Linked DNA regions of Homo sapiens: region 2 is linked to region 1. A link is a loop called in an ENCODE intact Hi-C map of the cell type or tissue named here. Cell type or tissue: HCT116. All regions are shown on one strand. Links, peaks and the distances in the headings refer to the core of each region. The heading gives the core; the rest is flanking DNA.

Evidence for each region. Hi-C counts contacts between places; a loop is a spot of excess contacts. Peaks named below come from ENCODE experiments on the same cell type or tissue, not always from the same donor. Only the 100,000 strongest peaks of a DNase experiment are listed, where the experiment ranks them.
Region 2: a loop joins it to region 1, with 2.1 times the contacts of the local background. A loop is called at or near these places in 2 of 110 quality-filtered maps.

The regions. Positions count from the first base shown.
Region 1 is chr2:214,062,612-214,079,343 of GRCh38, reverse strand. The region is part of intron 13 of SPAG16 (sperm associated antigen 16); the gene reads right to left. Among named protein-coding and RNA genes, the nearest start is that of MIR4438, 310 kb to the right of the region's middle. In HCT116, for the core only: no CTCF peak of the experiment used is centred there; a DNase peak (open chromatin) is centred at 9,863; H3K4me3 peaks cover 376 bases.
Region 2 is chr2:214,582,682-214,599,413 of GRCh38, reverse strand. No RefSeq gene overlaps it. Among named protein-coding and RNA genes, the nearest start is that of VWC2L-IT1, 81 kb to the right of the region's middle. RefSeq lists an enhancer at 5,173-5,813. In HCT116, for the core only: CTCF peaks have their summits at 7,845 (motif pointing right) and 11,761; DNase peaks (open chromatin) are centred at 5,523, 7,876 and 11,823.

The DNA of each region.
Region 1 (16,732 bases), core at 5,884-13,883:
GATATATAATTTAGTTCATATTTATAGTTCTTAAATGGTGCCCTACATATCATAAGCTTTATACAACTTGCTGAATGCATAAAAAGGAAAGGTAGAAAGCTAAACACTGCCTTCTGATGGTGAGGTGGGAAGTAGAGAAAAGTTAGTGATTTTTCTTTTTTTCTCAGTGGTTGGGAGAGCTAATTTTGAAGTATGTCATGTCTTTCTATCTTGCTATGATGATCTTTTCTCTTGACTATCTTAGATGTACCTTAGGCTTAGAACAAGCAATGGAAGGGCAGAGATTCTGAGGTGCCATGAAAGACCTAAACGTGTATTCCACAGATCACACCAAGACTGTTACCAAGCGCTAACCCAGCTTCTCGTTGGTTGTTGCTGCCTTTTTCTACTGCAGGAAGGGCAATAGTGCAGTATCTTCCCTACTTTACCTTAGTGAATTAAACTGAATTAGTGATTGTATGGTTTCTGGAAATCCAAAATATTCCTTGTAAGGAAATCATTTTGATAAGGGCGTAGAATTACATTTGAAGGTTTTGTTTCTTAATTTCATAGAGAAATACTCTGAAAACAACAACCCCTAAAGATATTTATCATGTCATTTCCTCACTCTTCAGAAGTGATCAATTATAATAAATTTCCTCAAAGGGTTATTTTTTCACAGAAATATACTATATTTATAGTAATAACTCATCTAATCAAATTCATTGAACTGTTTAAAGAGAAAAGTAAAATAAAAGCATTGATAATTGCAATTAAGAGACACACAGAAAAGGAGCAATAAATAACAGATTTTTTTTTTTTTTTTTTTTTGAGACAGGCTCTTACAGTGGTGTGATCTCGGCTCACTTCAGCGTCGACCTCCTAGGCTCAAGAAATCCTTCCACCTCACCCTCCAGAATAGCTGGGACTCTAGGAGTGCGCCACCATGCCCAGCCAATTTTTATTTTATTATTTGTAGATATGGGGTTTCACTATGTTGTCCAAGCTGGTCTCAAACTCCTGGACTCAAGCAATCCTCCTGCCTCAACCTACCAAAGTGCTGGGATTACAGGTGTGAGACACCACACCTGGCCTAGAATAATTCTTGATGACTATACTTTTAATCTTTGTCAGATATTTTTGGGGTCTCTCTCCTAACGGCAATGCTTCCTTCTTTTCTGGAAACAAGCTCCCCTGTGCCTTCTAAGACACAGAGGCATGTGGAAGGGTCTTTTTCTTGGGAATACTTTGCCTTCCTCTCCCTTGCAGAAAGAATCAGAGGGGACACAGGAACACATCTAAGCAATAAGCTGCCTCTCATCACCTGAGTTCCCCAGAAAAGAGAGGCTAAAGTAAGGATTAATGTGCAAACGCTTTACTTAAGAGATGCAAGCCCAGAGCAGCTGCAATGAGAGAAAGAGAAGTGAGGCAGGGACAGACAGGGAATAAGGCATTCCTGCATTGGCTACTACACAAAAGGAACAGCAAGTTGCTACAGAGTTATATCCTTTGCCATACAGGATTTTGGTGGGCAGAATGCAGGGAAAACTATGACTCTGACTAATCCTGGGAGGGAAGAAGGAATGGGATTCAGTTCAAGTTTGCTTCTTGGAAATCAAACTCCCCTATATTTCTAGGGTACATCATCTGGATATTTTGGCAGCTGCACAATGTGCCTGATTCCATACCCGCCTTCATGGTGTTTAATTGAAGTCTGAAAGTGGTCATTGAGGCAGAATTATTGGCACATGGCTGGCCAACGTGCCTGCACAGGGGCAGCCAAGGGGAGGGGAGAACTCAGCACTCTCAGGACAAGTGACTAGATGACTTTGGAGACAGCAGTGCTGGGAAAATCAGTGAAAAGCCTTAAGATATGTATCTGAAATAATGCCCTTTCCCAAAAACTGAGAATAAGGCCTTTAACTCTACTTTTGTTTTGAGTTGGCCTCTTGCATAGATGAGACATAAAACTGGGAATCTTCAGTGTTAACTTTTTTAAACATGTGTTTAGAAGAACAAATGAAGCCTGCCTGTAGAAGAATAAAGAAGATATTCAGGTTGAAACAGAAACAAGAGTGAGGGACATCCTCTCGGGATCCCTTGAAGGCTTCTCATTCCTGGCTCCAGTCCCTCACAAGGTACAGTTATATTCTTGCCCCTAGGTACCCGGAGGTTGTGGTTGCCTGTTATTATTAATAAATATTTTTTCTCTACTTGCTCTGTTTATTTGTACATGTAATCAAACTAATGACATCTGTATCATCAGATTATAAGATGCAAAATAAATCTCTTCTTGGCCTCCCTTAAATGTTGTTATTCTTAGGCTTCTAGATTCCAGGCTCTCCTCTATTCTCATGCTGCACACTCCTCCAGGCGGCCTGGGTTCATTTCCAAAGCTTCCATTTCCAAAGTCCATCATATATAAGATGACTCTGAACTATGTCTCCAGCTCATATCACTAAATCCAACTTGCTATTGATCAGGGTACAAGTTGATGGTTTCCACTGAATATATCCCAAAGTGAATTTATCATCTTTCAGCCTAGATCTCTCTACCTCATGATCTGTCCCTTGCTTACTTATTAACTTTGCCCAACCAAAAGCAAACTATGAACTCATATGCCATTGTGGTTAAATTCTCACGATCACAGCCCAAGGCACATTCTATAATAAGAACTACAAGAGGTCAAGTAACTTGCTACCATATTTTAAAACTAATAGACTCAGTAGTCAAACATCTGTTTGCCAGAATCTAAGGGCTGTGCTCTTTTTATTGTAGCATACACTCTCTCAACACAAACACACACACACACACACACACAGACACACACACACACACACACACACACACAGAATAAAATAAGAAGAATTAAAATAAATTGAGATACCCTAATTTTCACTTTAGGCCAATTTCTTAATTTTGTTTCAGGCATGTCCTTATTTTAATGATTGAATTTAATTTACAGTTAATTTCCATTTATCAGTATGTTGCTGATCTTTCTGGATGAATATTAGTGTAAAACACTTAATCCCTAGATACCTTCTTTCTGTTAACTAATATGTTTTAGATATAATTCTTCAAGATCAGGTGTTGTGTCTTCAAGTAGTGCAGACTAATTTTAATATCAGTCTAAACAAGCTGTAATCAAGAAGATAAATATACCTCAAAAATCATGCAAGACATTCCAAATTCAAATAGAAACGATTTTTGGGTTATCCATATCACTGTTTACTATTCATTTAAAACTTAAATGCATATGTATTTGTGTGTGTCTGCATTTAAATATATACTCTACTATGTCAAATATACATTTAAATATATAAAAGAGATGTTCACATGTAAAAATGCATTCAAATATAGACATATGCTTAATAAGTTTTTGATTCCATATAAGGGGATATGACAGAAAGAAAATTTATTTGCTAATTAGTTGTAATCAAGGCAGAAATCTTTACTTAAGAAAATTAACAATTACTATAAAAAAGTCTTAAACTCCAGCACAGTTCTTGAATTTACAATCTGTTCATCCTTACTTTAGATATAAGAATGCATTTCCTTAAGCACAACACATGAAGTCATATAGCGCTACAAAAATGTATACTGAGATAAAAATAAATCAGTTTCACTTAATTATCATCATGTGTGTATTTCCCTGCCTTGGACTTCAGGAGTGGGGCTGCTGTGGAATTTCGCCTCTGTGTTAAGGACGTATGGTTCATTATTCCCCTGAGGATATGAAGTTTTTCTTCTGCATATTTCTGTTTTATTTTGTAAGAAAACATTTTTGTTGGAGTATATAACATACTTACAGCAAAGTGCTGAAATCACAAGCGTTTAAGTTGGTGAGTTTATGTCAAGTGAAAATACCTAAGTTGACTTGTAGATCATTACGGCGTCCAGAAGCCTCCTTCATGCCCTTTCTCAATAACTATCTCCCCATAAAGTAAACACTATTTTGATTTTTATCAATAAAGTTTTTAATTTTACATAAATGGTATTAATTATGTACTATTGTACATAATTAATGTACAATAATGGAAGGGAATAGTCTAATCATCTTTGACTTTTGGGTATGTGAGGATTTATTAAATGGGCCACAAAATGTATTATTACTGAAAGAGAAGATAGAAACACTTTCAATTATCAAAATCAAGAAATTCCATTCACTAACGCCATTATGAACTGGAAAGACAACCAGAGTGGGAGAAAATACCTGAAAAAAAAAAGCTAGGGTACAGAAATATGAAGCACTCCTATGTTTAAAAGATTATAATGTTTAAAAGATTATAAAATTCAATTGTTTTGTGTGGCAGTATTTCATTATTTTTCATTGTATATGGTATTTCAACGTATGAAGCTATGCCATTTATTTACTGACTCTACTGTTGATGGAAATTTAAAGTTGTTGTAGGTTTTGACTATTGAAAATAATGCTATTATTAATATTCTTTTCCCACTCTGCATCCTTGCTAACAGTTTGCGTTATCTGCTGTTTTACTTTGGGGCATTTTATTGCGTTTATAGTGGTATCTCATTGTGTTTTCAAAGGACATTTCCTTGATGACTAATGATGTTTAATGCCTTTTAATATATTTATTAGTCCTTTGAATATTTTTTGTATATGTACTGTTCAAATCTCTTGCCTGTTTTTTAATTGAAAACTGTCTTTTTATTATGACTTACAGGAGTGCTTCATATTTCTGTACCCTAGCTTTTTTTCAGGTATTTTCTCCCACTCTGGTTGTCTTTTCAGTTCATAATGGCGTTAATGAATGGAATTTCTTGATTTTGATAATTGAAAGTGTTTCTATCTTCTCTTTCAGTAATAATACATGTTGTGGCCCATTTAATAAATCCTCACATACCCAAAAGTCAAAGATGATTAGACTATTCCCTTCCATTATCTTCTTTAAAAATTATTGCTTTGCACTTCACTTTAAGGTATATAGTTTATCTAGGATTAATTCCTGTGTATTGTATAAGTTTGGAGCAATAGTTTATTACTTGTCATATGAATATGAAATTGATCCTATATCATTCATAAAAACAACCTCTCTTCCATTGTATTTATGTCTTAGTTGAGATTTCCGTGACAGAATACCATAGACTTAGTGGTTCATGAACATAGAAATTTATTTCTCACAGTTCTGGAGGCTGGCAGTCTAAGATCAGAGTGCTAGCATGGTTGGGTTCTGGTGAGGGCCCTCTTCTGGATCACACATAGCTGTTTTCTCATTTTATTCTCACATAGCAGAGAGTGAGAGAACTCCCTTGTGTTCCATTTTAAGGGCACTAATATGATTTGCGTGGATGTAGGTGCACCCTGATGACCTAATTACCTCCCAATAGCCTCACTCCTAATAATGTCACATTGGGCATTAGGATTTCAACATATCAATTTTAGAAGGGACACAAACATTCAATCCATTGCAATTACAGTGTAACTTCTGTTGAAGTGGTGGCAACATTTATATGGGTCTCAGTTTTAGGCCTTCTATTTTGTTCCATTACTCTACTTGTCTATTTTTGAGCCAATATCACCATGTCATTATTAAAGTAAGACTTATAGTAGGTCTTGATATCTGGTAGTGTAAGTTTTCCAACTCTGTTCTTTTTAAAGCTTGTCTGTACTATCCCTGACCCTTTGTATTGCCATAAGAATTTTAGAATCACTTGTCTTTCTATAAAAGAAACTGCTGGAATGTTTTATTTGGTATTTCACTAAATTTATAGATCAATTTGAGAAGAATTGACATCTTTATGCTATTGAGTTCTTCCAATGCACAGACATGAAATATTCCTGCATATATTTAGGTCTTTTAAAATATCCGGCCGGGCGTGGTGGCTCATGCCTGTAATCCCAGCACTTTGGAAGGCCGGGGCAGGTGAATCATGAGCTCAGGAGATCGAGACCATCCTGGCCAACATGGTGAAACCCCGTCTCTACTAAAAATACAAAAATTAGCTGGCATGGTGGTGGGCGCCTGTAATCCCAGCTACTCAGGAGGCTGAGGCAGGAGAGTCGCTTGAACCAGGGGAGTTGGAGGTTGCAGTGAGCCAAGATTGCGCCACTGCACTCCAGCCTGGTGATAGAGCAAGACTCTGTCTCAAAAAAAAAGAAAAAAAAAAAAAGAAAAAATTTCCACCAATAATATTTTTTAGTTTTTAGCATAGAGAAATTCCATATTGTTGACCAATTTTGGTAGGTAGTTGATTTTTTATTGCTACTTTAAGTGTTATCTTACTTTATATTTAATTTTCTAGTTGTTTGTTACAAGTATATAGGACTGCAAGGTATCTTTTCATGTTGATCTTATATTCAGCCACTTTTCTAAAAGGAATAATGAACCACTAATTGTCACTAGAAATTTTAACTTTGTGATGAAAAATTGAAATGGCCTAATATATTTGTATGTGTTCATATTCACACATATGCTGAGTAGCTGTCTGTATATTATTTTGGAAATACAAGTATCTAAAGTACTATAGAAACTAAATCCAAGTTGGGTTTTAATTAAAAAACTGATGTTTGTCCTGTCCTATTGTTAAAATACATTACATTTTTATTTTTAAACATTTTTTAAAAAGTCCTACCCCTCCTAATTAAAATATATTGTCTTCTACTTTTTCTGATAATACAGTTTTTAATGACATCATCTTGGATTCTATTTTTAAATATCTTAAATGTCTATTTTCAAATGCTTTCATTTCTGTTACCTAAATTTTTATCAAACACCTACATTTCTATCTTCAAACTCATATTATTAAATCTATGCCAATTTTATTCAATAGCAGATTTCCCTAAACAGATTCCCTAGTCTAGTATTTCCCTTTAGTGTCATTCTTAAATGGTATATAGCTGAAGAAAAATTCCTGACAAACAATATTTTGAAAATGATTTGTACTCAAGGTGGGTGGGATTGTTCGGGGTGTAGGAGTGGTATGATGTTATATGTTTAATAAGAACATATCTGCCAGCAATTTTTTAATAGAATTTGAAACTTTGAAACAATACAACATTCATTTGGGCATTAGAAAGATCAGAAATAGTACCAGCTTTCTTCATATCCTTAATTAGATATTTCTACTTTATTTTTATATAAAGACTAAAAATTTTGCTTTACTTTGTTATAATGTATCTGTCAAAGTATCTCAAAGGACATTTACTTCTCTCATATAACAGGTGCAAATTTTGTGCTTGCCTTTGTAAAGATGTGTGACAACTGGAAACTGGAAATGTTAAGGGTCATGTATTTATCTTTAGAAAAGTGCAGCAAGAAAAAAAGCACCTTCCTGTAAATAATGCTTTTAAAAAAGTTCAATTTGTGACTTTTATGATTAAGATATTGTTTCTTAAAAAATAGCTTGTACATATTTATGATTAATTTATTTTGAAACCAATGAGAAATTTCACTAATTTTTAAAACCTAAACTCAGAGAGTTTAAAATTAGTTATAATTTCTCTTTTGAGTTAATGAACTAAGTTTCTAACTAAATTACAGTGTTATTGCCTTAAGTAAATAAAGACATAAAAGAATAAGGCAAAAATTGTGTTCTTCATCCTAGATCCTGATTACAATGACCAAAGAAATATATATAACAAATGGGAACTGATGATGAAGGAAAGATGATACTCACAAAAACATTGTAGTGTATTTCAGCAATCTACAACACCAAATTGAAGGAGGATAGGAAAGGCTGACTGACAGCTGCCTCTTCTGTATAATTGGTGCAGTAAACATGGAGACATCCACCAGTAACTCCCAATTTTATGTTGGAGTTCATGTTGGGTTAATATAGAAAAATCAGTACCTTAGTTTTTCAAGGTCGGTCATCTATGCAAATGGTTTTCCTTTGGTTGTTTTCATTATTTTTTCTTTTTCTCCTATATTCTGTATGATCATCTCAAGCTTATCCTCTACATGCCTTATACTGTTTACTGAATTACTTTATTATTTATAGCTTTTAATGCCATACCAGGGAGAAGTCCGACTGCCTGAAGGCTTTTGAGCTAATATGACTATACTTGTATTTAATGTGCTGAGCATAGACTATTTGGGCAGAAGTTTTGCATCTTATCTATCTACAGACCTGCCCTTGCTTTGAGCCCTTGCCTATTCAAATCAGGAGATGCTATTGAAGATCTTCCTAGCTGTATAACTATATTCCTGAGATACTCCACTATTTTCTTGGGATGTGGAATTGTGAGTTATCTATCACAAAAGTCTTCATTTGTTATATGCACCACATACAGCAGAAACTACTCAATATTCTTTGTGTGGATAGACTCCTTTCCTAGTTTCCAGTACTGGTGCAGACCTTTAGATTTTCTCGATTTTTATAATGCTTTGGTTATTTGTACAGTTTCCGGGTAGGGCAGATGAAGGTGAATCATTGAATTTCTTAGTTGACTCAGCCATATTTTTATAACTTTCTCTACTATATTTTCCAATTTATATTATGAATTAAGAAGAAAAAATTATAAAGCCCTGGGCAATGACAGATCAAAAAGAAAACTGCATAACATTCTCAGTTATACTATATATATGCAGAAATCTGAAAAATATTAGTAATGTGTTAATATAATAAAACCATAACCAAGTAGGATTTATTCTAAGAAAGCAAGGGTGGTTATATGTTAGAAACTCTACTGATATAATATAGACTTAATTACATCAGTATATTGATATATCAAAAGAGGGAATCTATATGATCAGCTCATTTGATGCTAAAAAGACAAAAAACAATACTTACTAGGTGAGGAAATATTCCAGTTTTCTAGAAATAGTAAAATATTCCTAATACTGGAGTAAAACAAATAAATGGCTGGAACCGACTAGAAAAAAAATTGCTTTTGTATATATTAAAGCTACGAAGATCTATGTTATAAATCACATAATTCAAAGCAGTGGAGAAAGAATGACATTTGATAAGTAGCCTTTGGACAACTGGCTTAGTATTTGGAAAACAATAAAGATCTACTCCATACCATATGCCAAAATGAATTACATTTGTTGTAAACAAACAAGAATTACAGAAAAAGATAAGTAAATATTCATCTGGTATCAGAGTAGGGGCATCTTTTCTAAATATAAAAATAAGAAATAAAACATTAGGGAAAGTATAGGTATATTTGATCACACAGAAGCATAAACATACTTATGCATTACAAGTATAAAAATTAAAAGGCAAATAACAAACTTGAAAAATACTTGTTGCAAGGAAAAAACTCATGGTCTTAATGCACAAAGAGGTATTTCAAACCAATCAGAAAAAAAAAAAAATTCCCCAAGAGGAAAATGTGCAAAGGATAAAAATAGGCAATTAAAAAAGAGAAGAAACACAAAATTGCCAAAACACATATAAAAATAAACTTAACTATACTCACAATTCAATGTTATTAACCAAAGTTACAATCTCCAGTTTATTGAACAAAGAGTCTCAGTGAGAAGCTCCTGGCCTTGCCTTGGTTGATATAAAGAACCTAATTATCCTAAGCATTTGTCTGTTGTCTATCTGATATTGGACATTAGAAAGGTACCTACATTCTGAGATTTTTAATAAAATCTATGATTTTTTTTAGAAAATTTAGGTTCTTCAGTATATATGAGTAGATATAGAAGTTTCTAAAATACTGAGGGCTTAAAAACAACAAAAAAAAAGGTGACAGAAGGGAACAAGCTTAGACTAATGAGACCTCATTTATCATGTTCCTCCTGATAATGCTTTTACCACCCATCTCCCTTGGTCATATGATTTTAGGTTGGCACTGGAATGAGGGTGAAGGGATAGAATTGGATGGGAACTAGTGACTTTCTGTTTAAGGCAGCTCTGAGTAAACCACTCTCTGACTCATCCTTGGACCAGGCTTTTGCCTGACTCATAGTTTAAGGGAGCTGTCACCCAGACAATAAAATCTCCTTAGATGCTATCTGCCAAACAGTCCTTGCTTAGTTACAACTGTGGGGGAAAGAGTCATGAAAGCAAAACCAGACATCGCTCCGGTTGAAATATCAAAAAGGAAAGTGGCAACCTAAACTCTGTGATGTTTATAACACAGACTGCCAATAACAAAATGGTGTTTCTAGGGAAAAATTAAACCCTTTCAATGGCCTCAAAGAAATTAGCAGCTTAACAATATACACGTATCGGAATGATTAAAACCATTCTCAAGCCTTATAAAAATATATGCAAAAAGATTTAAGTGTCCTTCAAAGATTTTGCATTTTATCTTATGTAGGAAATAATCACACAGAAAATTTGTGGAAGGGCAAAACTATATGGAATGTAATTTGATCTTATGAAATATATTTTAAAAGCATATACAACTTGGGTATTTAGAAACACAGGCTTTATGATTTCTTTTGTCCTAAGTGGCATGTCTTTAGAGTATATATAATGCAACGAATTTCTGAGGTCATTTTGACCTTTACTTCTTAGGGAATAAAGTATTATTCTTCTGTAAAGAAGTTCATAGTTTAATGGATAAGGTGTCAGGGAAAAAAAAATGAGACTAAGCAAGAATACCCTGGTTCTTGGGCTCTCCGTTATAAATAATGCTCTCATTAAAATTCTGCTTCGGAAGAAAGGCAAGTCCATTAGTCTGGGAGCTAATTTTTACTGGCTCCTTGGATGTATGCATATTAAAAATTCAGCTTTTATAATTGCCAGTCATCAACCACCTAGTCAATGCTGTTCTTGGAGATTTTAATTATTTACTTCATTTGCATAGACACTCCAATTTATGATCAACCATTTAGTTATCAAGGGACAGTTTGATAATTTTTCTTTTACATTTTTATTTATCCTTTTTATATTCCTAGGAAAAGCTCTGAGTCAGACCTTGTACCACAGTGAGTCTTATTAGAAAATAAAAACCATGGCCACCTCCATGAGTACTATGTGGGAACCATGGTTACTGATAAAACTTGGGCAAATTAGGGTTTTATTAGAACAAATCAAGGCTCTATGTCCAGTTAAAATATGCCTTTTATTCTGAGTTCAACATAATGGTTTGTGTAAAAATATCTAATAATACAGTACACACCAATAGTGCTTATTTTCTGTAATTCCCTTTCAGGAATGAATCCTTTCTGAAAAATAATCACAAAATGGCATACTGGGCAACTAAAATACAGTCACATATTATTTATCATCCCAATATTTGTATGATCTCTTGTTATGAATTTGCATCATTGTTTCCATTTTTAAGAACTGATTGATAGACACCAGAAATTAAGTGACTAGCTTTAATGTCTTAGGAGCCAGTGATAGTTGTGGAAATAAATTCTGTGTTCCATCCTTATACAACAGGACATTTTCTGTTATACTGCACGGCTTCCATATAGATGCAGTGTTTTCTCATCACTTTCCAAAAAAAAATATTTTGAAGGTTAAATTCTAATTTGAATTCTATTTACAAAGTAACACATTATTTTTTATAGTTTTTATGTCTCTAATCACTGAAGAATGTTTTATAATATCTCTTTGCCCCACTTACAGCTAACATGGTGTCAGACTTGGTGGAAATACGGTGAGAAAGTAGGGGCCCAAAAAGTAAATAAAGAAACCACAATGACATTTACTTAGGACGTTTGATAGCATGAAAATAATATTTCAACAAAATCCTGGCAAGGACCATCTTGAAAAGACCCGGATGTATTCACATCCAGACTATTTTACTTGTATATCATTATGATAGCATTCTTAAAATTTTAGTTTTTTTTTTTTCAGAAAGACATACACATACCCATATGCCTAAAAATCCTTTTCTTATCTTTGCCCAAATTTTGAGTATATTTTATAAGTGTACGCAATAGTAATACCTCTCCTGAATTACCCTTAATTTGGGAAATATCTACCTTGCTTCTCAGGTGGACCAGTGTCCCACATATTTTGGCTTTATGCATGCAGTAGAGCTGATTCTTCCCCAAATCTAATCAAAACTGCCTTTAATATTTGATGTTCACAATAAGGACTACTATTAAAACCTCCATTTCTATTGTGTGCTACACAATGTTTGATACAATATACATATTTTCTAAAAAGAGTAAAATATTGAAAAGGCTTCATATTCTCCTCTAAGAAACAACCTAATTATTGAACAAAACCAGTGCTTTGTCTATCAGCTGTGTTCTGCTACTGGCTCTGGAACAATGAAAGTGATGGATTTGTAATCACTGGTCTTATTGCTCTCCCTCCCTCTTCACTATCTGGAGGCTTTCTTCACATAGAAAGCTGAAAAGTTAATGTGAATGGAACCAAACAGCACCACCTGGAAAGCGTGGGAATTGATTGCTGAGGCTTCCTGCACTGCAAGACTTCAGTGCCATTGTGCCCAGCGCTCCTGGTGTGCAATCTCCTAAAACCCCCCAGAGAGCATACTGGGTGAAGGACAACAGTGGAACAAAGGATGACAGTTCTGGAAATTACAAAATCACTCCTTTGCAATGCAGACAAACTTAGTACCTGAAAATAATTTTTCCTTGGAAAGTTGAAATCAAAGAATAATTTTGATGTGTTTTCCTTTCTGCTCTTCTATTTCCCTTTTCCAGTAAAACATCCATCTATATTCATCTAGTTATCAATACAAGTTTTAACATGTTCCTTTTCCATTATATGGAGAATTATGTTTTTTTCTTTGCTATCTTTATTCTGTACAAAATATTTTATTGTAGTTTTTGAGTTTATTGAGTGTTTTTTCAGTAAACAACATATTTTTATTATATTGAATATTTTGTTGCTGCAAATATTGTCCTGTTCTAGGCACTGGAAGAGAAACACTTACATGAGCCACTTTACCTGTCCATAAAGAGTTTGAAACCAATAAGGAAAGAATAATGACAACTATAATAAATATGGGAAGGAGATATGCAATAAATGTAGGTATAAGTAAAGTTTTATGGAAATGCTTAATTTTAAGGTAGGAGTAAAATAGGGGAGACTAGGAAAAACATCATGAAACAGATGGCATTTTTTCTGAGCCTTGATGTTTGAGAAGGGTTTTGACTGATAACAAAGGAAGAGCTACAGCATTTTAGAAACAAGATTCAGCCTCAGATGGTGCTTGGTTATCTGGGGCAGCCAGAGTTGGTCTTTATGATTGCAATTCAGGTTTGCTGGAGGATTGTGGGAAGGTGAGCCAGGAAAGGTGGCTGTGGCAGACTTCTTTAATTTCATGAGGAAGCTTTACACTTCCTCCTGGAATTAGCAAAAGGTGACAGGGAATTAGCAAGATTTAAGAACAGACACATGTTCTAGGAAGATAAATATGGTGATAGTGGGAAGAAGTGGTCAACAAGCTGGACTTCTAACACAAGGGGAATAATTTGAAGGTGATTTCATCATTAGTTCTAGAACAGATGATAATCTGCACTAGTAAAGTGGTAGAGAATAAAAAGATGAAGAGTATTTGAGTATCATCAGGTATATATAATGTGTCATACGATATTTTGTGGTTGACAAAGTTTGGAGAGAGGAGCTGGTCAAACAGAAGTCAAACATTATGAGTTTGCTTAACTAGTCCAGAATGATATTTAAAGGCCAACCAATGTCTCCTAATTTAATGGAGAAGAATGAGAGGCTCATTTTATCTGGGCTACAGAGAGGGCTTCTTATTTTAACCAGGCCCTCACATATTTCAACATGCATAAAATTAACAGAGGAAATAAATATTCCCCTGTTAAGTATACAAACTCACATAAACTATATGTATTTGGTAATCTGTAAAGTAGGCATACTATGGAATAGCCTGACACTTTCCAGCTTTATTTGTAGTTTTTCTAAATGATCCAGTCAAGTGAATTTGAATCCCTTTTATTTGACTATTCCATTCTCAAATACTAACACCCTGTGCCATTTGCTTTTGTTCTTCCCACTTTAAAAGGTATTTTTCCCTTCACTGTAAAGATTTAGAATATTAGATGAGAACTTTCATAATTTCATTAATTCAAAATTATTTATTGTATACCTACTATGTTCCAGTCGGTGTTCTAAGTATTGTGATGCGATACCATATATAACAGTTTCATATAATGGATTTATAATCGATTTGAGGTCAAAATCCCTTTGCAATTTTAGGCCTATTTATTTTTAAAGATGATCAGAAGAATTATTTTCACTAGGATAAATATATTAGTGACATAATGCTTAAAAACACAGTTTTAGAATGAAACTAACAATAATATATAAGTGTTGATTCTAACCTTGTTAGCTCTGTGGACATAGATAAGTTATTCTGCCTTCTTAAACCTCAACTTTCTCATCTGTAAAAACTGAGATAATATTTATATCAACTTTATAGGTTTATTGTAAGAATCACATGAGAAAAAATATTTAAAGCTCTTAGCACAGTAGAAATACAAGTTACTGTTATTATTATTTATTCTTATATTCTTATAATTTTATTTTGAAAAAATGAAATAAAAGAAAAATTGAAATTAAGACATATGAATCTTCCAAAGTAATAAAACAAAAACTGCATTAAATAGACCCTCTTTTTTGGTCATATTTTCTTTTTAATTCAATCTATAGTTATTAACTTGTACAAAACACAAATCAGTTGTATTACCACACAGAGTATTTAAACATCTTCAGTGAATTTACAGAATTCTGTTTAATAGCAATTACAGGCTAGAAAACTGCCATGTGGCCCATTAAAACTAATTCAAACCAATATATCAAATGAACAGCTGAAATCTGTTCATTTGTTTATATCTGATTTCTGTAATTCAGTTAGTGGGTCAACTTACAATTTAATTGCAAAGACTATGAACTGAGGAACAGTTTATAAAATCACTCCTTGGAATTAAAATGATGAAACGCAGATAGCCCTATACAAAAGGAGGTCAGAATAATACACATACAATGTAGAGGTCTCCGAATATTTCTGGAAAAATACCTACAGGGTTTTACAAAGGGGACCTCCAAGAAATAGATTTTAGCACCCTAAATGAGTTAATTTTTAGAACAAGAGAATAATTGCTCCCAATATTTTATGACATTACCAGTTTTTAAACCTATAAGTATTTTTAAATTATCACAAGGAGCATACTTATTATTTAAAAAGCTAAATATATATAAGTATAATTAAAAACTATGAAAGTGTCCTCTCTCCACAGATTTCTACTCTCTAGACAGACGCAATTAATTATAGCAACTAGATATTATGCTTTCTTTATAAACATGATATGTCATCTCAATCACAGCTATACTCATATCCAAAGACACGTTTTGAAATAATAAAAGGATATATGTTTCCACAATTATTCAATATGTCTATTTTGTTCTTTGCCAAAATATCCTGAATATCTCTCAAAATCAGTACATGACTCTAGGTTGTTGGAATGAGAGCATAATATCCGACTGCATTAATTCTTCTCATTCATTCAGCAGGTATTTATTGAACTTCTATGGAATAGAGATTATGAGAAGTTGGGAGTATATAAATTAACAAAACAGTCGAAAATTCCTGCCCTCATAGGAGAGTTTACAGTGAGAGGAGAGATAGATAATAAACATTATAAATAAGTAATTTATGTATTATTAAAACATAATAAATGATACATTAAATAAAGTAATCTGGCATGGCCTCATGGAAATGGTGACATTTGAAAAAGACTGGAAGGAGGTAAGAAAACAATCCATGTTTATATATGGAGGAAGCAGTTCCTGGAAGAGGAAACAACTGATGCAAAGGCTGTGTTACTGTCTGAATGTCCCCAAAATTCATATGTTGAAACCTAATTGCTCATGTGATAGTATTAGAGGTGGGGCTTTAGGAAGTGATTAAGTCATAAGGGTGGAGCCTTCATGAATGGAATTAGTGACCTGATAAAAAAGCTGGAGGGAACTAGTAATTGCCCCATTGTTGACCTGTTTCTCCTGCCATGTGAAGACACAGTGCTCCTCCTCTCCATAGGATGCACCAAAAGGGCGCCATCTTGGAAGCAGACAGGGAAGCCTTCACCAGCACCTTGATCTTGGACTTTCCAGCCTCCAGAACCATGAAAAATAAATTTTCATTGTTTATAAATTACCCAGTATGTGGTATTATGGCATTTCAGCACATTAGATAAGAGAGGTTGTGAAGCAAAAGTATGGGTGGCATGTTCCAGGAATATAAAGGAAACCAATGTGCCTGGAGAGGCAAGAGCTGGCACTGTGCTGTTTGATATAGTACCCATTTATCACACATGGCTATTGAGCTAAACCAATTTAAGATGTGCTATTAGTATAACATACATTTCTGATTTTTAAGGCTGTGCATGAAAAAAATACCAAAAATCATTTTTATATTGATTACTTGTTGAATTTTTATACTGGTTTCATGTTGTTGAAATGATGTTTTTGAAATGTTGGGTTAAATATAATGTTATTAAATTAATTTCACTTATTTTCAACATTTTAATGTGCTACTAAAAACTTTAAAATTGCATATGTGACTCACATTACATTTCATCATTAGACAGTGCTGAGCTAGGAGAATCATAGGAGATGTTGTCAGAAGAAAAGCGGAGGAGCAGATCATGTAGGTCACTGGAAGGACATTAGCTTCTATTTGAATAAAATGAAAATCCTTTCTTGAGACTGGCCATAGGAGTGACTGATCAGAGTCACATGTTGCAAGAATCACTCTGTTTTACCATGTCGAGATTAAACTATAAGAGAGCAGAGACTAAAAAAAAAAAAAAAAAAAAGAGGAGGCTATTACAACAGGTGCGGTGGTGCCAACAAGATATTGTGATGAATTAGA
Region 2 (16,732 bases), core at 4,676-12,675, 520 kb before region 1:
CAGACCTGCCCACTAACTTTTGACCAGTTAGATAATGCCAGTAAGTTAAAGTCACTTTTAATTGAGGATGAGCTTAACCTTTAAAGGCAATATTTTTTTCTTTTTATGTATTTTAGGTATCGACTATAATACTTCAGGTGTTGTAGATTGAATTGTGTTTCCCCAAAATTCTATGTAGGAATTCCAACCCCTAGCACCTCAAAATGGGACCACATTTTGAGATTGGGCCTTTATAGTTAAGGTAATTCAAGTAGGCCCTAATCCGACATGACTACTGTACTTAGAAATTTGCACACAGCTACTCACAGTGGAAAGATGACGTGAAGAGACAGAAGACAGCCAGCCGCAAGCCAAGGGGAGAGGTCTGGACCAAACTTCTCCCTCATGGCCCCCAGAAGGAACCAACTCTTCAGGAACCTCAATTTTGGATCTAGCCTCCAGAACTGTGAGGTAATACATTTCTGTTGTTTAAGCCACAGTGTGTGGTGCGTTGTTATGGCAGTCCTAGCAAACTAATACAGAAAGCCAGTGTCTTAGGCCTTGTGCCTCAGGATATCTCATTCACCCTTTCTCTGCAAGGTAGTTATTACCTTCTCATCTAAAACTCAGGAGGCTTGCCTATGGACTCACAGCTGCCTGCTGCAAGAGATTGGACTTAACCTGTGTTTGACTCCAAGTTGAGTGGTTTTCACTTTTCCAAAAACAAATCCAGGAAGCTAAGGGAAATGCACTACTTTCCTTAAAAAGGAAAAATATGAACATTTTGAGTGTTATACACAAAAAATAATGTTATAAACACCCATGTACCCGCCACCTAAATTTAATAAATGTTAACATATATTTCCCTTACATCTTCTTAAATAAATAAACGATTACAGATACTTCTCTTAGGCTTCTGTCTGTAGATCATTCCGTTTTCTCCTCCATAAAGGCAAACACAGCCACTAATTTGATTTATATTCAGTTCCTATTTTAATATTTTCATGATACATTTATCCATAAATAATGTGGTATTCCATGTATTCTTATAAAACAAAATAAATGGTATCATACAATACATGTAATTCTATAACTTTTCACCTAGTATGGTTTTGAGCCTTATCCATGTGGACATAGATCTAGCTGGCCTACTTTAACTGCCCTGTCATATCCTGTGACATTTACTCTCTAGTAAAAATAACCTGCACAAAGTAATGCTGCAGCGGAAATTATTGAGTTTGTTCTTTGCGTGTGTGTGTGTGTGTGTGTTTTCCTTAGGTTACTATATGTAGAAACCAAATTGATGGGTCATGAGTAGGTATTTCTCCATTTTCAGTAAATATTGCCAAATTGATCCTGAAGTAAGTAATGCCAAATCACAGTTTCACTTAGTGTATGAGAATTAATGTTTTCCCACATTTTTGGTATTGCACACTTTAAGCTTTTGATTATCTGATGTAATTTTAAAGTGTTTTGTATATTTATCTACTTAAACACAACACACACAGACACATATATACATGTGTACACATAAATATATAGCCATAAAGCACATAATACTGCCTCCAGGTTTTAAAATTATATACTAAAGGTGTATACATTACATATTATACTATAACTTGCTTTTTTCACTCAAAGTATTCATGAGATTTATTTAAATTAAGATGTATTGTTCTAGTTCGTTCACTTTCACCACTGTATAATAATCTACTGTATAAACATATCTCAATTTATTCATTCTCCTCTTGATGGATATTTAGGATGTTTCTGATTTTCTAGGACATCAGTCAATATTGCTGTGAACATGCTTATGTATGTCTCCTTTTACCTACACGTGAAGGTTCTTCATATGCCCAGCAGGGAAATCGCTGTCATAGGATGAATATGCCTTCAGTTGTACAGATAATGCCACATTGTTTTGAGTAGTTCTATTATCTTATAATCCTACCAGCAGATGAAGAAATTTCTCCTTATTTTATACTCTTGTCAACATTGGCTGTTGTTAATGTTTTCAGCTCGTGTGTATCTCATAGGTTGAAGCAATATCTCATTCTGAGTTAAAGTCAGTATATGCTGCCAAACTGGTAAATAGGCAAAGCAGCCCTGACTTGTAGCATTTGTCCATTTCCATTGTGTAAAACTTCCCACATGGCCAGTTTCAGGTTACCAACACGACAGCACTAATGTGGCAATGCTGACTTGGGAAGAGATGGGAACGATCAACTTTCCGATGATGGTTCAACCTTGCCTACTTTGGGATGCCAAATTTATGCTTAAATTTAAATTTAATTAAATTTACATTTCCCTGATTACATTGAATGTCTTTCCATATATTTTCCACTATTTATATTTCTTATTCTATGAAATTCATTATTCATTGATCTAAAATGTTTCCACTCCCGTAAATTAAATGTGTAAGTGGTTTACAGGTGTTTCAATCTGTTTCACTGGCATATTTACTTATTTATTCATCAATTTCACACTATTTCAAGTTACAGTGATAAAAATATCTCCCCATTCGCCTTTTCCTTTCTTGTTCTTCATCAGAATCATTTGGTATTCCTGACAGAATGGCATAGTGGTGTCAAGGGCAGGGACACTGGAGGCAAATGGGGGAAGAATCTTCATTTTTTATTACTATTTGTTTGACCCTGTGTAAGTTTTTACTCTCTCTGTGCCTCTGTTTTCTCAGGTATAAAATGGAAATGATAGTGGAACCTATCTTATAGTTAAGGTTATTGTGGACATAAAAGAGTTGTTATTTTTAAAGTTCTTAGAATGGTGCCTGATCAACAGAAAAACTATTAAGTATTTGCTATTATTCCATAAATACCTTTAGAATCAACCCATCAGGTTTCCTAAAACATAATACTAGGATTTTCTTTTTTTTTTCTTTTTTCAAAATTTTTTTATTTCCATAGGTTATTGGAGAACAGGTGGTGTTTGTATATGAGTAAGTTCTTTAGTGGTGATTTGTGAGATTTTGGTGCGCTCATCACCTGAGCAGTGTGCACTGCATCCTATTTGTAGTCTTTTATCCCTCACGCCCTTCCCACCCTTTCCCCTGAGTCTCCAAAGTCCATTGTGTCATTTTTATGCCTTTGCATCCTCATAGCTTAGCTCCCAATTATGAATGAGAATATACAATGTTTGGTTTTCCATTCCTGAGTTACCTCACTTAGAATAAGTCTCCAATTTCATCCAGGTCATTGCAAATGCCATTGATTCATTCCTTTTTATGGCTGAGTAGTATTCCATCATATATGTATGCCACAATTTCTTCTTCTTCTTCTTCTTATTATTATTATTATACTTTAAGTTTTAGGGTACATGTGCACAATGTGCAGGTTAGTTACATATGTATACATGTGCCATGCTGGTGTGCTGTACCCATTAACTCGTCATTTAGCATTAGGTATATCTCCTAATGCTATCCCTCCCCCCTCCCCCCAAATACTAGGATTTTCATTGAAATTTTATACATTAGCTTGGGGGACAATCACCATCTTAATAATAGTGGGTTTTCCCTTGCACACAAATAGTATATTTCTACATGTATTTAAGTCCTCTTTACTTTTTTTTTTTTAGTAAGGCTTTAAAATTTTCTTCAAAAATTTATGTAGATCTTTTGTTATATCTCATGCAAGGTATCTTTTGTTCTTCATCATTGTTGTGCCTTAAAATTCAGACATTCTCTTCTATATGAGTTTCAGACATTCTCTTCTATATGAGTTTCAGACATTCTCTTCTATATGAGTTTCAGACATTCTCTTCTATATGAGTTTCAGACATTCTCTTCTATATGAGTTTCAGACATTCTCTTCTATATGAGTTTCAGACATTCTCTTCTATATGAGCTTCAGACATTCTCTTCTATATGAGTTTCAGACATTCTCTTCTATATGAGTTTTAGACATTCTCTTCTATATGAGTTTTAGACATTCTCTTCTATATGAGTTTTAGACATTCTCTTCTATATGAGTTTTAGACGTTCTCTTCTATATCAGTTTTAGACGTTCTCTTCTATATGAGTTTTAGACGTTCTCTTCTATATGAGTTTTAGGGTCAGTTTAAATTTCAAAGAATTTGGAGGGAATTTTGATAAAAACTTTATTGAATTTGTAAACTAATTTTGGGGATACTTTTCTCATATTCCCTTTATGAACATGTTAATTTTTATTTAGAATTTTTAAAGTTCTTGATGACCATCATGCAAGACATGAGTGTTATGCTTAAGTACCTTATATTTTCTGTTGTCATTATAAATGAGATTTTTATTGCCATTACATTTTCTATTTATGACTTGGGGAGAAATGCTATTAATTTTTACATGTTCATTCAGCTGCTGAACTGCATAAGTTTTTATTATTTGATATTTTCTTGATTTTTCTATGTAGATAGTAACATCTGCAAATAATGACAATTGTGTCTCTTTTTTTGTACAACTCATGTGTTATTTCTTTTATCATTTTTTTGTTGACTAGGAACTCCAAGAAAATGTTGAACTATAGGAGTGGTAGAAGGTAATTGCGGATATTTCTTTTGGTAGTACACCAAAACTAACAGTTCATGGCAAGAAGAAATCTGAAATCATATCAATAAGTTATTCTGTTACACATGATATCCATTGGTGTATCTTGTACCACTTTGAATAGATCTTCTTCCTCTGCCTGATTTTGTAATACTATAGTGTGGAAAAAATTACATTCATTAAGATAAACACTGATCTTGTTAGAACAGTCTTGAAGTACTGTAAAGCTATCAAGCTCAGGGTGGTGAATACAAGTTTTGCAAAATTCGAATTTTCCAATTTTCACTTGAAAAGTTGAGTTTTATCATTGGCAAGAGATACTGCTAGCTGTCACTTGTTTTCCTTGAAGTGATAAGACTTGCTACATATATTCTTGAGAAAAATGTATGCAGAAAAACAAACTTTGATAGCTATAGTTTGTCCATCAGTCATTCTTACAAGTAAAAATCATGTTCCATGAAAAAAAGTGGTAGTTCATTTTACAATTCAAACAATTGAACATAGCTTTTCCTTAAGGTAACTTGAGTACTTTAGTATGCAGCAGAAAGTACTTTATTTATAATTCCCATTTTGTCACACTGCATACTAAAAAGACATGTACTCGAGGATTGAGTTTTAATATAATTAATATCGTTTCATGAAGGTCATTCTTATGCAAAACTGGCTTTTGGGAGCTGAGTGAGGGGGTGGCATGTGTTTTCTGCAAGTGCATGTGAAAAATGCAGAACTCATGGCACATGAAACTTCATTCAAACTCTTGCACTTTGAGACCTGACAAAACTCTGGCATGGCTTCCAGTAGCATAACACCATGTCCCTAGGATGACTCCAGTCCCCGTTAAAATGCCTGCCTGAGAAAGTTCATGCTGCCAGAAAAGCTTACTATTTGTTCTAGCCAACACACACAGAATGATAGGCCTCTGACCTCCCTTTCTTAGTTCACTAACTAAAATGGGCTCAGGATTGTAAATACATAGCTCTTGCTGCTCACTGGGAGGCCATTCCTTTGAAATGCAGTCATCAAAAAGGATAAGGCCTCTCTCTCCCAGTCTCTGTGGGAGGATAGAACCTTAACTTAGATAACTACCTGCTAGCAGACACAGCTGGCCTACTTACCTTCACACTGACTAACCCTTTGTACTTGTTCACTTCTCTGATTCTGTTGAGTCCCTACACTGACCCCTTCCTCATTCTCCTTTTAAAACACCCAAACCACCTCTGCCCAAATTGAAATAGAGCTTGACTGTTTCCCCTACTGTGAGTAGTCATTGAATAAAATTTGTTTTCACTGTTTTAATTAATGTCCAATTGTGTCTATCTCTGACACATAGCAGTGAAAAAGACCACTAGTATAATTTAGTGCTACTGCCTTGGTTTGAGCAGTTTTACCCACTGTTGCTTTTGTAATATCAGTGCAAATGTCAATACAATGAAAACAAAATAACTTATAAAATTATAAAAATATTATATTATAAAAATATTTTTAAAATATTATAATTATATTATAAAATATTATAAAATATTATAAAAGTATTATAAAAATAATTTTTAGGGCCAGGAGTGGTAGCTCACACCTGTAATCCCAGCACTTTGGGAGGCCAAGGTGGGCAGATCACCTGAGGTCAGGAGTTCGAGTCCACCCTGGCCAACATGATGAAACCCCATCTCTACTAAAAATATAAAAATTAACTGGGTGTGGTGGCACACACCTGTAATTCCAGCTACTCAGGAGGCTGAGGCAGGAGAATCGCTTGAACCCAGGAGGTGGAGGTTGCCGCGAGCTGAGATCATGCCACTGCACTCCAGCCTGGGCAACAGAGCAGGACTCCATCTCAAAAAAAAAAAAATTGACTTTGTATATCTTTTCTAATCCCTTTATTTGAATTTTCAGTGTTTTATTTTAGGTGTTTTTCTTATAATATGCTGAATTGAAAAACATCTTATTTAATCTTTTATTAGGTAATTTTAAACCTTTATATTTGTTGTTACTACTGGTTAATTAAAACATTTTACTTTCTATTACCATGTTATTTTCTCTTACTCTCCCCTACTCCCCTGTTATAACTTGGATTGATCTTTTTTCTCAATTTTTTTCCTCCTGGTTTAGAAGTTTGATATTTGATTCTAATTTTCATTTTATATATTTTCTAAAGCAGTTTAATGTCATCGTCATTACTATACCTTTTTACTTTTATACTTATTTCTCCCTGTTTTATTCCAGGTGAATATTTTCATATCTACATTCAAATTATTACTTTGGCTATATCTAGGAAATAACTTAAAACATACTGAACTTTTTATTTTAATAGCTAATTTTTGATTTCCAAGAATTCTAATTGGCTCTGTTTTCTTAGCCTATTCTTGATTCATATCTGACATCTTCGGTTTTATAATTTTAGTTTTTGGTTTTTTTACAGATGTTATTAACTTCTTTGAGGATATAAAACATTTCTTCTTTAAAGTCATTTTAACATTTCTTGATTGAATTTACTTTCGTTAGCATTTCTGTGTTTCAAATGCTTAAAATTTTAGTTGGACAATTCCTTTTCACATTCTCTATAGTTATTCTTTCCTGTCTATAGTCTGCAGACTCAGTATCTCCTATCTAGAGCCAGGCTTCATACTGATGCCTCTGCATTTGTGTCCCATGGTGATAATGAAAACAATACCGACCTAATCATAAGCCTTCAAGCTTGGCTCGGGTCCTACTGGCATGGCTGTTTATGCTCTCTATAGTTCCCCTCCTGCTGCCAAGTATAGTTTCATATAAGCCAGTGTCTTGGGGATTGGCACAGGCTCTCCATTAAAATATATGCGTGTGTGTATATATGTATATATATATGTATATGTGTGTGTATGTTATATATATACTATGAACAATTCTGGAATCTGGTTGATCTAGTGGCAATAGCCTTTCCTCACCTCTGTCTGTTCTATCGTATTACTAGCTCTTGTGCATGTTAATATACTGAAAAATATTAATGTTAAAATTTTTTAAAGTATCTAATCTATTAGTATTTGTGTGTGTGTGTGTGTGTGTGAGAGAGAGAGAGAGAGAGAGAGAAGGTTGCAGCATTAATTCAAGGCACCATCTTGACTGGAAGCCTTTAGGCTATTTCTATAGTAAGTTCTATTAAATAAAAATGTCAACAAAAATGGTGATACAACAGAGATAGAGGCACTGGACTAATTAGTAAAATATTTAGAACAGAGACAATTATGCATATTGAATTCTCTGCAGCACTCGCCACAATGTCTTGCATATAATAAGCACTTAGTATCCATTAGATTCTTTGCATTCACAGATTTGACACTTGTGGTTTTGAATTTTCCCAAGTGACCTCCAGAGGGCTCTGAAATTTTACTGCTCCCAGCATGTGCATCTCAATATGACTGTGGTTCTTCTTCATCAAGCAGTCTTTATTGTGCATCACTAAGTGCTTATAACTACAATTTTTGTATGTGTATAAAATAAGAGACATGGTTTTATAAAAATTTAGTAGTAAACTTAGGAGTTGAGAAGGAAAAGGAAACAGGTTATTTTCAATAGAATGTGATTTTGGAGAAAATCAAGATCCATGCAAAAAGTTCTGGAATATCAAATTTAAGGATATGTAGAGGACTCTGGAAGTATTGCTGATGAATGCCAAATGTCCACTATAAATATTTGACTTGAAGTAATTTGAATTCATTTTGGAATTTGCCTATGTGATACAATTCGAGAAACAATAAGATTGTGCTGTCCCTACATTCCCAAATTATATTCATTGTGATATTTCATCTTGAGAGATTCATTACTTTGTGCCAAGTATTTCCCTTTTCCTGATGACATATCTTCACATTTATAAGCATCTGTTATTGTGAAGGGAGTGGGCCCATTGTCATCAACACTTTTGGCTAAAGGTTTTCAGGTCCACTCACTCCACATTTATTGAACATCTCTTATGTGCCAGAGACTCTTCTAGGTACTATGGTCAATACAAGGATGAAAATTGGCTGTCTTGCAGGAGCTCAAAGTCCTGGGGAAAAACGGATAGGTTGAAATATTAAAATATAATGTAATAAGTACTGTTAAAATGTATGAAAAAAGCTCTCCTCTGATAGCTTATAGGAGGACACAGTAAGTGATTCCAGGAGAAAAAGGAAAATATTCAGAGAGGAGATCATATTTGAGTCTGCGAAGTACCAGTAGGAATCTGCTTAGTAGGAAGAGATGGGAATGACTCTTCTCAGCATGCTGAGGATTTCTGAGGATGCTAAATCCAGGTCTGGAAGGTAGAAAGATGGGGAGAGAAATAGGGCTCTGGGAAAAAGGTTGGGATGTCAAAGACAAAGTCTGTCTTATAAGAAAACTTTTTTTACAAACAACCCCATCAACAAGTGGGCGAAGGATATGAACAGACATTTCTCAAAATAAGACATTTGTGCAGCCAAAAGACACATGAAAAAATGCTCATCATCACTGGCCATCAGAGAAATGCAAATCAAAACCACAATGAGATACCATCTCACACCAGTTAGAATGGCAATCATTAAAAAGTCAGGAAACAACAGGTGCTGGAGAGGATGTGGAGAAATAGGAACACTTTTACACTGTTGGTGGGACTGTAAACTAAGTTCAACCATTGTGGAAGTCGGTGTGGCAATTCCTCAGGGATCTAGAACTAGAAACACCATTTGACCCAGCCATCCCATTACTGGGTATATACCCAAAGGATTATAAATCATGCCACTATAAAGACACATGCACACGTATGTTTATTGCAGCACTATTCACAATAGCAAAGACTTGGAACCAAGCCAAATGTCCAGCAATGATAGACTGGATTAAGAAAATGTGGCACATATACACCATGGAATACTATGCAGCCATAAAAAAGGATGAGTTCCTGTCCTTTGTAGGGACATGGATGAAGCTGGAAACCATCATTCTCAGCAAACTATCACAAGGACAAAAAACCAAACACTGCATGTTCTCACTCATACGTGGGAATTGAACGATAACACATGGACACAGGAAGGGGAACATCACACACCTGAGCCTGTTGTGGGGTGGGGGGAGCGGGGAGGGATAGCATTAGGAGATATACCTAATGTTAAATGACGAGTTAATGGGTGCAGCACACCAACATGACACATGTATACATATGTTACAAACCTGCACATTGTGCACATGTACCCCAAAACTTAAAGTATCATAAAAAAAAATCTCAACCCAGAAAAAAGATTTTTAACATGACACTAGGCCCTATTTCTACCCTGAGTGAGACCTCAGTAATGTTTTTGTTTTTTATAGGATGCCTGGGGTAGAGTAAAGATAATACTACTCTAGAAACTGGGAGGTACTTAGCTTCTAGACAAGTTTCGCCATGTATTATGTTATTGTGTGCTAGCTTTGTAACTTTTTGGAGCTTCAGTTCCCCCAGTAAGATATGCAATAACAGCCGCTTTGTTACTATAGTGAGTTCATAGAATATAAAATTAAATAGCATATGTGAAAATTTGTTGAAATTGCAAAATACTGTACAAGTATATGATTAAGTATGAATGTTGTTCAGCAAGCTATTGAGTCTGATCAATGCAGGGATCACCGGAGGTGATGTGTCCGTGAAGGACAGGTGTGAGGCATGTGGGCTAGTAAAACAGTATAGGAGAATTTTTTCCCTGAGTACATTTTCTGGATTGCTTTTGATCTGCTGCCAGGATGAGCTCTCACATACTACATTCATGGTCATCCCGACTCTGATTCTACTCCAAATCTGCCATTTTGCAGATAGAGCTATGAAAGGGGATATGGCCACTGGTGGAGATATGCAAATCTATTTTTATGATAAAGAAGCAATCTAAGGGAATGCCACTTGGCCAGGAGGATCAGGGGCATTACCTTTATACATAATGACTATTTTAGTCATGAATAAAAGTTATTTAAGCTGTTTCTTCTTTAGAAAGTACTTGTAAATTCAGCAGAAACTGGAACCCACATCTCCCATTACACTGTTGTCTATATTTTGGGAGAGACAACATTTCTACTTTTGTTTCCTGTGGGTGATACAAAATTAGCTAAAGACTAATAAGCCAAAGCAGTAACCTTGAATTTTGTGAAAGTTACGGAAAACGTAATGCCAGGAGTTATATATCTGCAACTGAAATTAGTCCCAGTGCACCCCTTTCACTCTGATTCCGGGCATGCCGATAAAATACCAGGAGACATGCAATACAACGAAAATTGGTTCTTTGGGTATCTGAGCATCTTGGCTTAGAAGAGATTTAACCTTGGCCTCATGCTTCCCGAGGGGCCTGTTGCTGACACTGCTTAAGTGCTGGAACTACCAAGCAGCATACAGAATTTTTCATGTGAGTGAAATTAAAAATGAAACATTCAAAGTCCTATTGATTCTAGATGTGTTCTATATGCATTAAATTGAACGTAATGGACTGAAAAATGAACATTTCAGCATGTATAGGTAAGACTTATTTGTGTGAGAATATATTGCTGTCATACCCTTTATCCAGCAATATATGTATTTATCTACATTGATATGTAATGCTAAAGCATTCTGTTGAATCTTTCAGAGATAACAGAATCAATTTTCACTCACTTTACTTAAATGTTGCTCATCATTAATCTGTAATTAGCCTTTGACTTTTCTTCTCTAAATATAGGTGGACAAGATTTAATGAACACTGTATTTTGACCATTGGAAATACTGAGTAAGATTCTTAGCATGAAGAGAATGTAGAAGAACGTATGGCTATACAGTATCTATAATCTGATCAGAGTCACAGCATGTCTTCATTTGGATTGTTTCTATGTGTTATCGGTATTCTCCCAGGTCTATAGTCTATTCTTACGCAGTCTTACCTGCTTATGTTTCTGTCATCTATGTTCTTAAAACTCCTTCACTTGCATTCCTGTCTTGATCTTGGCCTTGAACTTCAAACTCAAATATCCAATGGACTATTTGGGAGAGATACTTAGCTATCTTGCTGTCACTCAATGTCTAAAGCTCAGCTCATCATATTCACACACAACCAAAACTATTCTTCCCTTGTATTTCAAAGCTCACTCAAGTTATACTGCTTCTTCCCTTTAATTCCTTTATTCAGTTTCCAAGTTCTCATAATTTCATTGCTTCAATTTAGCGTAAAGGGTCCAGGTGTAAGTCTGCTGCTCCCTAAAATGGGAGCTGAGAAAAGAGATGGCTAGGAGGAGTGGGTGGTGGGAAGGTCAAGGTGATCCAGGACGAGATCAGGGCACACAATTCCCGCTAGGAGGAGCTGTTCTCAGGAAATGCTTTGGCACTCTCTCCAGTCTCCAATGACCCCACCCTGGATGCCATGATGCTTTTTCCCCTCTCTATTTCAGGTCTGATTTTTCTGAGCTTGCCTGTCAGGGAGTCTTGCTTTTTTTCTAGGCCACTGAAAGGCTTTACTGAAGAGTGAAAGGAGAAAATGATAATTGATGAATTCAGCTAGAAGTGATGAAATAATACAAAGAAGGGCAAGCCCTCTTCAAAAATAGAAACCTGGCCCCACATCTGCTTAACTTTACCTCCTGCCTAGAAGCAGCTTCCAATGGAGGAGTCTAGGAAACTCCTAAATTAATGTGTTACTAAATTTCTAGAAGAAGAAAGTGTAAGTTTAGAGATTTCTCCCTGTTTCTTCATATTCTCTGATCTTTGGGTGAGATTTTAGTTTTTAAATACTAATTATACCTCACCTAGGAAATAAAGGGTTGTAGCTCTGTCAATGACATCAAAATTTTTTTTGTAAAGAAAAATATGGGCAAATCTCACAAGCGAAATTTTGCATGGAAGGTGCTAAGTTCAAAAGATACACACTGCATGATTCTATTTACATAGTTTTATAGCAGGCATAAGTGAGTTTTGCTACTGGAAGCTCAGCCATTCTTGTTGGGGTTATCCTTGGTGGCAGTGAGGATACTGCCTGGGAAACAGTATGTGGGAACTTCTGAGGTGCCAGTGTTATACCCTATATACCCTGTGTTATAGGTATACTTAGAGTGTGTACACTTTTCTGTATAGTCTAAGTAAAAAGTTAAAGATGTTCATGTATTCCCATGTTCATTACAACCCCATTCAGAATATCTAAAAGAAGCAACCTAAATGTCCATTGACCAAATATTATTTGGCCATTAAGAAAGAAGGAAATTCTACAACATGAGAGAACATGAATGAAAGTTGAGGACATTATGCTATGTGAAATTAGCCAGTCACACAAAGACAAATACTGTAATATTCAAATACTGTAAGGTGTCTAAAATAGTCAAATTCATAGTCAAAGAGCAGAATGGTTTCCAGGGTTGGGTGGTGTGGAGAGGGAGAAATGAGGAGTTGCTAATTAACAGACATAAAGTTTCAGTTAAGCAAGATGAATAAGTTCTTGGATTTGTTGTACATCATTGTACCTATAATCAACAATAGTGTATTATACACATAATTGTTTAAGAGGGTAGAACTCATATGAAGTGTTCTTGCCACAATAAAATGAAAAGATGTTCACTTAGAATAAATCCTTTATATAAAGAAGGAAAGCATTTGGCCTTGCACACATGATTCTGATGATATCTACAGAGCCATGAAGAAGTGGACCTTTACGATGATCCAGTTTACACATAAATCAGGTCTTAAATTACTTTGGGCCAGATTATTCAGTTCAACCTCAGTTCTGGTGATGCTAAGTATGCAATTGTTCAAATTAACCAATTTTAAAAATCTATTTCATTGTGAACCTAAGAGGGTTAGAAAAAATATTTCTAGTTGTATTTCAATGTAAACATAATACATTTCCAATATACTCTTTTATTTCTCCAGAAGATAACTAAAGAAAATAGTATAGTGCTGTATAACCAGCCTACATGCTGTGGATTTTTATGTACTGAAATATAGATTATACGGTAAACAAAGAGTATTTTTCTGAGTTGACATCATTTCAATAGGCATATGAGTTTGATGACTAGCCTTCCATTTTCTGCAAGTGAAAATCAATGGGATGGAATATGTGATTACAGATATATGTTCTGGTTTTACTTCTGCAAGTGCAAAGAAAGGAAATGTATCATTGCATGCTACATTGGTGGTGTGAAATATCACAATTCTGTGCACCTCCCCCATTTTTTTAAGTTACTTTATGCTTTTTCAGATGCTTCATTTCATAGCTTTGCTGCTGTGAGCCTGACCTCCCTGCTCATTGGAGGACAGTTGATGCCAAGGAGGTTTTTTAAAAAATAAAGACCCAGTTGTAACGGTCTACCGAAGCTATTACAGGCTGCTGACTCTGGAGTCTTGGTAGCCAGTGGCCTGGCTGCTGCTATAAGTCACTGTACTGGAGGAACAGGAGTGAGAAATAGGACACTGACTCTGCTCTTACTTATGGGTGGTGCCTTTTATACTATGTATATCCAAAGTGTGCCTTGCACAGTGCTCAGTAACTCATGAGCCAGAAGGTGCAGGTGGATATCTAAGGCAAACTCAGGCAATTAAAGTTAACATTCCTGAGAGGAGGATACTTTTCAGGCTGAGAAACAGGCAACTGATGGTTGAGAACCTCCTGGAACTTTGCTAGGTTTTCTGGGGAAACTGAAAGCAGCCCAGCCAACAGGATACAAGTGTGCCTTACATAAACAATAAAGTGGCTTGGATAATATTATCCTCCAAGTGCATGTTAAGTGTGCAGATCTGGATACCCAAGGAAGTTGTTCCCTTTATCTTATAGAAGTAGTACCCTACAAGGCCACATCAGATAGTAAACATAGCAAGCAAGTGGAACCTAAGCCCTCTTATGCAGAAATAACTGTCTAATTGCAAAAAATCCCAAACAAAAGCAAAAATCCCAACTATATGCTTATGTTAATATTTGCACATTTGATAAGAAATATTTTCTTTTTATACATCTATTTCATTGCCACTGCAATGATTTTAGGTTTCATGGCAGTTTGATTTTCATTCCCCTCTGCAGCTTTCCTTCGCTCATGTTCAGCCTCCCTCTGAAATCAATGAACCACATGAGCCACAAATGATTAGGGATGGGAAATTAAATGTACGAACAAGCATAACTAATAAAGTGCCTCAAGCAAGGCAAAGATGGGGTAAAATTACTGTAGGCTAAACAAGCCTGCAATTTTTAGGTACAAAAGAGAAGAGTTTACTAGACAGATGGAAACATAGTGAATATTTGATCTTAATGACACAGCCATCAGTTCACCATAATGTTCATAACTTTTTACATTTCTATAGATACATAGACCTATACTATTTACACATAGATACAAATGTACACACACACCTTAGACATTTTGATACTTGCAATTTACAAATTATGTCTTATATTTTTATAGCCCATAATCTCAATTTATCCACAAGATATTTTGTAGTATCCTTTTATCTGTAAAATTGTAACACAGAAAACTTCTTGACAGCTGGTTTCAAGACTGGTTGTGTGAGTTTCCAGAGCACATGGTCATCCTCATATTGTTATTTCCATAAATTTGGAAAGGGATTCTTGCTCAAATACACATCTCTTGATTGCTTACTGATGCTCTACCAGGGGCCCAGCCTTCAGTTCTGCAGTTGAGCCTGGTACCAAGTAAGCTTTCAATAGATTAGGCCAACAGAGCAACTACTATTGACGGATGGCATTACTCAAATTTCTGCAGAGATACAAGGACAATTCCTGACAAAATGCAGTGTAGTGAGAACCTGAAGTGGGTAGAGGGGAGGGGGTTCCACTAATCAGTAAACTGACTACAGAAAAGAAGGGTTGTCATCAAGATACATGATTTCTTCACGACATAGAGGTGACCCATCTTTGCTTTTTTTGGAATTTTCTCAAAGTCCCCGCTTTTATGAGGCATATGTTTACTGATTTGAATGGATTTTATCATTAGCAAAATAGAGCAGTTACATGATCTGAGCTGTATCAGCAGAAACTCCATCTTATAAACTGCCAAAGGGCATTGACCACTTTCTTTATTCTTACCCTGATCTATTTCTCTTTTAAAACTCAGATAAAAAATCCCATTTCCCAGAAAGCTGCCTCACAGGCTCCCAGTGTGCCTGTTCATATCTAACACACAGCATTTGCCTCCCTCTCTGTTATTGTGGACTTGCCTTGTTGTGTGCCCCATCAGACTGTAAGCTTCTTGAGCACAGGGGAAAAAATGCATTATTCAGTTCAACCACAGTCTAATTTCCTAGGTAGAAAGTTGTTTATTGAATAAATCTTTTTATTAATATGACAGATAAGAAAAAAATATTTGATTGTAGGAATTGGGTTAGCTACAACACAACATGGAGAAGTCTCAGAAACTTAAGTGTCTAGTAACATACTTTAAAACCTTGAATCTATTTTTTTCTGAGTTAAGTGCTTTATAGTATTTTTCTCAGAGTTCCTGGTTTATAACATATGCATGATGAGCTTGCAGCAGATCTATCTCATAACAGAACCTGGATGAACTTTTGTGCAATAATCGAAAATACTGAATATGGTGACTTCTGAAACAAACACCAAGTCACCAGAGAAGTATGCGGTTGAGGGGAACTGGAAGCTAAATAACCTGCCTGTGTGGATACCTTTCCCTTGAGATGGTGGCTACTGGAAGCCAGAGACAGACCTTTCAACAAGATTAAAGAGATGCTATTAATTGCTATCGATCATGGGTCAACAAATTAAATTGCATCTGCAACTGCATCTCTGGAAGGTCTAAATGAGAAATGCAGTTAATGGGTCTGGCTGACCCAATGTTGTGATTAATTAAAAAGGGAATGCAACCAAAAAAAAAAAAAAAAAAAAAAACAAAGGCGAAGAAATATATAATGGGAGAAGGGTGGACAACCTTAAAAATCTCAAGTTGAAAGCCTTTCCCAGGACCTAAGTTGTCATTTAACTCTATATATTCTGGGGAAAAAAATGAAAAACAGAAGGCCACAGTGAACAGCTAAATAAGTATTTTTTTGAATTTCTGGAATTCTGGTGAGCAACAATATGAAAAAGAAACCAACATTTTGTATTCCGAAGGGGCAAGTGAGGGAAGAGGTGCTGGAAACTTATAAGCAGTTTGTGTCACAATATGCAGATAAATTGTTTCACTATCATGTGAGATTAATATTTGCCACATACCAATGAAAGAATTCGGTTATTCTTGCCATTCCAAATTTGACCTCCATTTCAAAAATACCTTGAAAAAAATATGACCAGTGGTAAA